2 separate regions of the Mus musculus genome follow, and region 2 is linked to region 1. The links are chromatin loops, found by intact Hi-C in ENCODE. Cell type or tissue: left cerebral cortex. All regions are shown on one strand. Each heading gives the region's core, and the rest is flanking DNA. Links, peaks and the distances in the headings are about the cores only.

The links. A loop is a pair of places that touch in the nucleus more often than their neighbours do. Peaks named below come from ENCODE experiments on the same cell type or tissue, not always from the same donor. Only the 100,000 strongest peaks of a DNase experiment are listed, where the experiment ranks them.
Region 2: it touches region 1 in a loop (1.9-fold over the local background); 2 of 42 quality-filtered maps call a loop at or near these places.

What each region holds. Positions count from the first base shown.
Region 1 is chr16:95,292,156-95,295,069 of GRCm38, forward strand. The region is part of intron 3 of Kcnj15 (potassium inwardly-rectifying channel, subfamily J, member 15); the gene reads left to right. Among named protein-coding and RNA genes, the nearest start is that of Gm31641, 34 kb to the left of the region's middle. In left cerebral cortex, for the core only: no CTCF peak of the experiment used is centred there; DNase peaks (open chromatin) are centred at 1,173 and 1,814; H3K27ac peaks cover 468 bases.
Region 2 is chr16:95,236,256-95,239,169 of GRCm38, forward strand. Gm31641 (predicted gene, 31641) reads right to left here. Exons shown (of 5, transcript NR_153766.1): 2 at 1,464-1,645; 3 at 635-734. Among named protein-coding and RNA genes, the nearest start is that of Gm31754, 3.2 kb to the right of the region's middle. In left cerebral cortex, for the core only: no CTCF peak of the experiment used is centred there; a DNase peak (open chromatin) is centred at 1,349.

The DNA of each region.
Region 1 (2,914 bases), core at 190-2,689:
CCCCCCCCCCCCCCAGCAAGAATGAGGGAGAGACAGAGGGAGAAACAGAAGCCCCAGGAACAAGGCCACAGTCCCCAGAATCTGGAAAGCGCTGTACAGAAGGAAGCACCTCTTCGGTGTGCAGGACACTCACGTTTCACTTGTCCTGGAAAAACTTAAGCCCTTGTTTTGGATTCAGTGGGCTGAGTGGCATGCCTGTTCCCCAGAGCTCTCCTTCCTCTGTCTTTCTCCTTAAGCACAGCCGGTCGCTTGCACACTTGCAGGTAAGCTGTGCTTGCCTGTGGCAGAGCTCCTGCCACAGCCTGCCTCTGCATTCAGCATGGTAGGCCCTTTCCAAGCCTCAGCAGGGTTACTTTCTCCCTCATTATAAACTAAAGAGTATGGTCTGGGGCACAAGAAGGAACTTCCAAGCTTCCTGCAATGTCCCTGGCTCTAAGGAATAGATCCTAGGAAGTGTAAAGTAGGCTTCAAGAAGTTGAAGCTCTAAGTAACTTACACTCTTCCTTTCAATGAAAACAAAACATGTCTTTTCAAGAAAAAAAAATTTCAAAAAGACCATTTCAAGGGGTGTTCACAATGAAACAGGAAGATTTAATGGCCTGTGGCACCATTTTACATCCTGAGCAGGTGCTGGCCTTCAATGGGGACTCTTGTTTCCATGAAGAGATTTGCCTGCATTCATTCTAAAATGAATTTTATTGCCAAAATGCCCCTCTACCAGAACGATTAGTGCCTGAATCATAAGATAATGCATACCCATTTATTGCTTTTCAAAGGGGAGATTCCCCCCCCCCCGATTCTTAGAATGCCAATGAGGTAGGGGAAAACCATGCCAGTCAGGTAGAGTTCCCCTGTAATCGCCAACGTTATCTTTTCCGAGGAATGTCGGAGTCATCAGTTTCCGTCAGCAGGCAGGTGCTATAAGATGCTCTGGGGCCTTGAGGCCAGCTCTTCCCTGGCTGCTGGCTGCCGAGGCAGGGCAAAGTGCTCCCTGGGGCTGAGCGGGGAGCCTAGAGCTACTTCTCGGTAGGTTTGTTTCTTTTCTGCGACTGCGTTAGATTTCTCCACTACATATCCTTTTGCTTGTTCTTAAAATAGACTCTCCAGCTGGCTCTATTTTGATCTAAAGAATGGAGCAGAATTGTGTGTGTACCTAAATATCACACCTAAAGTGACATTGGTAGCGCTTGTCTAAGAATAACCTGCACAGCACTGGGGATGTTCAGGAAGTTTAATTACTTGCTACTGGAAGGGCTTTAGTTGCTTGATAATTGGGCTTTTCCTAAATGTCATCAGAAACAGGAGAAACCATAATGCTAAGTTATTCACTTGGACGAGGGTGGCATAAATGAACTTGCTCCAACATATGCAAGTTAAAAGGGAGGTCTAAATATGTATCGATACTGCTTTGTCTCTGAAAACTTGGGATAATATTGCTACACCCAAACTATTTTATGAGTAGTCAATCTGACATTTATAATTTCATATGTAAGATAAGTTCTGGATCTGGCCAAGCAAGCTTTAAATAAATATTATCATGATAAATCATTGAAGCTGACTGTACATAAATGCTGGTAACACTTTTGTAAGATATTTGCATAACTTCTGGTATCATCAAGAGAAAAAAATAACTTATTATGTTTTTAGAATAAGGCTTTGTGAAGGCGCTAATTTAATCATGACTGTCATAGTTCTGCTTTACCTAATCATAAGTACAGAATTACCCAGAAAGGGGCAATCTCAATTGAGGAACTGCCTCCACCAGACTGACCTGTAGGCAGGTCTATGGGGCATTTTATTGACTGGTGATTTATGTTGGAGGTACCAGCCCACTGTGGGCAGCACCATCCTCTAGCAGGTAGGTCTGAGCTGTATAAGAAAGGTAGCTGAGCAAGACCGAGGAAGCAAGCCAATAAACAGAGTTCCTCCACAGTCTCTGCTTTAGTTCCTGCCTTGGCTTCCTACCCTGACTTCCCTCACAAAGACTTGTGGCCTGTAAGATGAAATAAACTCTTTCCTCCCGAAGTTGCTTTTCATCAGTGTTTTACCGAAGCAACAAACAGCAAACAATGACAGAGGTTGGTACTGAGGATGGGGTAAAAACCCCACACTGGCATAAAGGACTTACTCCCAGTTAAAAATTAAAGAGATGAGGTCTAGAGAGGCTGAAAGTTTGTGCTGCCTCACATAGACAGTTGCAGAGTCAAGAGTTTCATCTCCGCTAGTTCTTTCAAAGCTTAGGTCCCTTACTCAGCTGCTTCCACAGCTCTGGTTCAAGTCAGCTAGCCTGGTTCTCACAGTTCTATTTCCTTCCTTCCTTACATCCACACTCAGTGTTCCCTCGACTTCTTGAGTTCTCTATCTGTAGGTTGGAGCTGCCCAGGCATGAAGATACTGGGTGCAGTTGCACCTGCCCTAGACATATGCAGACATTGTTCTAATAATTATTCCCCAAGCAGACAGCACAGTACTACTTCACCATGTATTATGCATACCATGTTAAGTTCAATAAATGATCTGGAGATGGTTTAAAGTACTGAGGATGATATGCACAGATTGCATGCAGACAGTTTGTCATTTCCATGAAGGAATCATGGCTCACAGCTGGGTTTTATATCTATAGGGCGCTCTCGAAACAGGGAGTCCCTGGAAACTGTCTCAGTTTTACTTCCTGTTGCTAGATAGCATGACAAAAACAACTGAGAGGAATCATGGGGAGAAGGTTCAGGAGCTAAGATGCTCTACTCTTGCAGAGGACCCAGTTCCCAGCGCCCAAGTCAGTCAGTCACCATCACATGTAGCTTTTATAGCTCTGGGGAATCTGATTCCTTCTTCTGACCTTGGCAGACGCAATCTCCCAACACACATATATGCACATAAATCTTCTGTGTGGGAAGCAACTAAGTGGAAAAAG
Region 2 (2,914 bases), core at 101-2,600, 56 kb before region 1:
ATGGTGCAGGCATGGTGCTGGAGCAGTAGATCATGGCGCTGCTGCAGCAGATCTTACATCTGATCCCCAAGGTGGAGGCAGATAGAACAAGACTGGGTCTGGTGTGGGCTTTTGAAACCTCCAAGCCCACCCCCAGTGACACAGCTCCTCCAACAAGGCCACACCTCCTAATCCTTCCCAAAGAGTCCACCAATTCAGGATCAAGAATTCAAACTTATGAACCTGTGAGGTCCACTCTTATCCAAATCACCACAGGGAGTAACCCACAGCCTCACCTTGGACCAAGATGCCCCTTCCTGTCCTCTCAGTCATCCTTGTTATCCGTTCTGTTACTGTGGTTGCTGCTGTTCCATATCCTAAGAGACTGGCTAGACCATAGTTAAGAAGACACAGGGCAAGGTCAAAGGTCAGAGAGGACACGTCCTATTGACAAACTCATTTAAAGAGGTGGGATGAACTTTCACCCACAATTTGTTTGGTGACTCGTGGCAGCACACAGGCATCCACCAGGGAAAACCAGGAAATGGCCGCTACTCTATCATGAGGTTTCATAGCAAGCCTAAGGCAGATTCCCAGACAGTGAAAAACAGCCAAATGAAAGTCACAGTGTTGTGTTGTATTGTGCTGTACTTACCATGGGTAGAAGATGGTCCTAGCACATGAACAGCGGTGTGTGAGGTCTGAACTTCTCATCGGCTCTGATGGAGAGAGACCTGGACTTCCTTGTCAGCTTCCTGAATGTGAGGTAAGGAGATGAATAAGGAGTCAGGGATAAAACTGTGAGCTGGGGCGAGAGCTCAGAAAGTTAAGTATCGTCATGTGCACATGAAGACCAGAGTTCGATCCCCACAACCTATGTAAAAGAGCCAGATGCCGTGGCACACTTGTAATTCTGGCAGCAGAAGTAGATTTGTGGATTGCATGGTCACTCCGTGGCTGACAAGTCGGCTTTGCCCAATCTGCAAGTTGCCAGCTACGAGAGACCCTGTCTCAGGAAAGCAAGGTGAATAGCACCCTGAGAAGCAACACCCAAAGCTGACTTACAGCATTGCACACATGCACGCACATATGAACACACATATACCCACTCCCTCATACACATGTGAACATGCACAGACATGTATACATTATACATACACACACATATAAAACCCTCTGGGATCCATACAGAATTTGGATCTCAAGTGCCCGCCAAATGTCACAGGCTTGGTCTCTGGCTACTGGTACTACTGGGGACCAGGAAACTTTATGGGGTGAGAAGTGGGTGTGTGGGTTATGCCTTTGCAGGAGCTGTCTCTATTTCTCCTGCCTGTGTGCCTCAGCTCCTGCCTGTCTGCTTCAGCTCCACACCCACTGGCAGACTGTGACTCCCCACAGACTCTGCAACAGCAAAGCCAAGCAACCGTGGTCAGAAATCTGAAACTAGGCACAAGTGGCGGACCTTTCTACTTTTGATCATTTACCTCGGGCATCTTCTTGCAGCAATGGAAGGTAACTGATGTGGCGTCAGCCATCCTCTCCAGGCAGCTCAGGGACAGGACGCAGGGTTTCAGCTGCCCCAGAGGAAGACCATCAGTGGGAAAGAGATGCAGGCAGAGGTGAGCTAAGGGAGTGGCAGGCTCATCAGCCCAGCATCAGGACTTTCCTGTAAAGAGAAACATACATATGTAGGCATCTTGACATTGGCTTAAAATGCTGCTTCCTTTGTCGAACAGCAATAACAGCAAATACAGAAATACTTGCCATTAAAAGACTTGGGGGTTTTGGAAAGATGACTCAGTCAGGAAAGTGTTCACTATACAAGTGGAAAGATTTGAGTTTGATCCCCAAAATCCACATAAGGAAGTGGGGCACAGTGGTATGTTTGTGATTCCAGCACTGGGGAAGTAAAGACAGACAGATAGACAGACAGACAGAAAACCCTGGGGCTCACTGGTCAGTTATCCTAGCCTAGTCATCAAGGTTCAAGTAAAAGTGAGGGGAAAATATCTTTTAAAGATAGATGATGGTATTCTGAGCAGTGACACTCAAAGGTGACCTCTGGCTTCCTCTTGCATGTGCACACATGGGTGCAACCATGCACACAAACATGCACTCTGGCCTTCTCTCTCTCTCTCTCTCTCTCTCTCTCTCTCTCTCTCTCTCTCTCTCTCTCTCTTTCTCTCTTGCTCTCTCTCTCTTGCTCTCTTTCTCTCGCTCATGCACACACACATGTACATGCACATACACACACACAGGAGGAAGGTAGACAGAAACAGAGACAGTATCAGACAGACAGACAGAGAGAGACAGTGTGTGTCTGACTCTGGCTTCCAGGCTGGAGGACGTAATGTTTTAAACATTAGAAGAATTGTCTGAAAGATTATTCCTAGGAAGAATTTTCCACGATGGAAGGAAAATGTCAGAACGATTAGATAAAAGTTTTCCAATACACGGCTGTCTAGGGCTTGTTCTGGAAGAGCAAAGGAACAGGAAAAAGTGGTGTGTCTCCGTCTCCGAGCCGCTCCCTGGGCTTCTACCTCTCCTTTCCACATGAAGCGTTCCACACACAAACATTGCTCCCAGCTAAAAGTGAGCCTCAGGGTGGGTGTCTGGGGCGAGGGGAGCTGGGGAGGGAGAGCCCTGACATTGTTTGTGCAGATATGGCAGTGAGTGTCTGGGCTGGGGCTGGCTGAGGTTCATTTGCAGAATTCAGTCCTTTTCCTCTGAGCCATCGAAGTGAGTTAATGGCCTCTTGTTACAGGAGGGGAAAAAGAAAACAAGTCCTTTCCGTGGGGCACTAATGGAGAAGCCTTCAGAGCTGGTTATCCATGGTGAGCTGCAGGTTTCTGGTGGCATGGCTCCTACTCAGCTCTACGGATTCAACGGAAAATCTCCTTGATTTGACAATATTTTTTTTTTACATTTTTTTCTG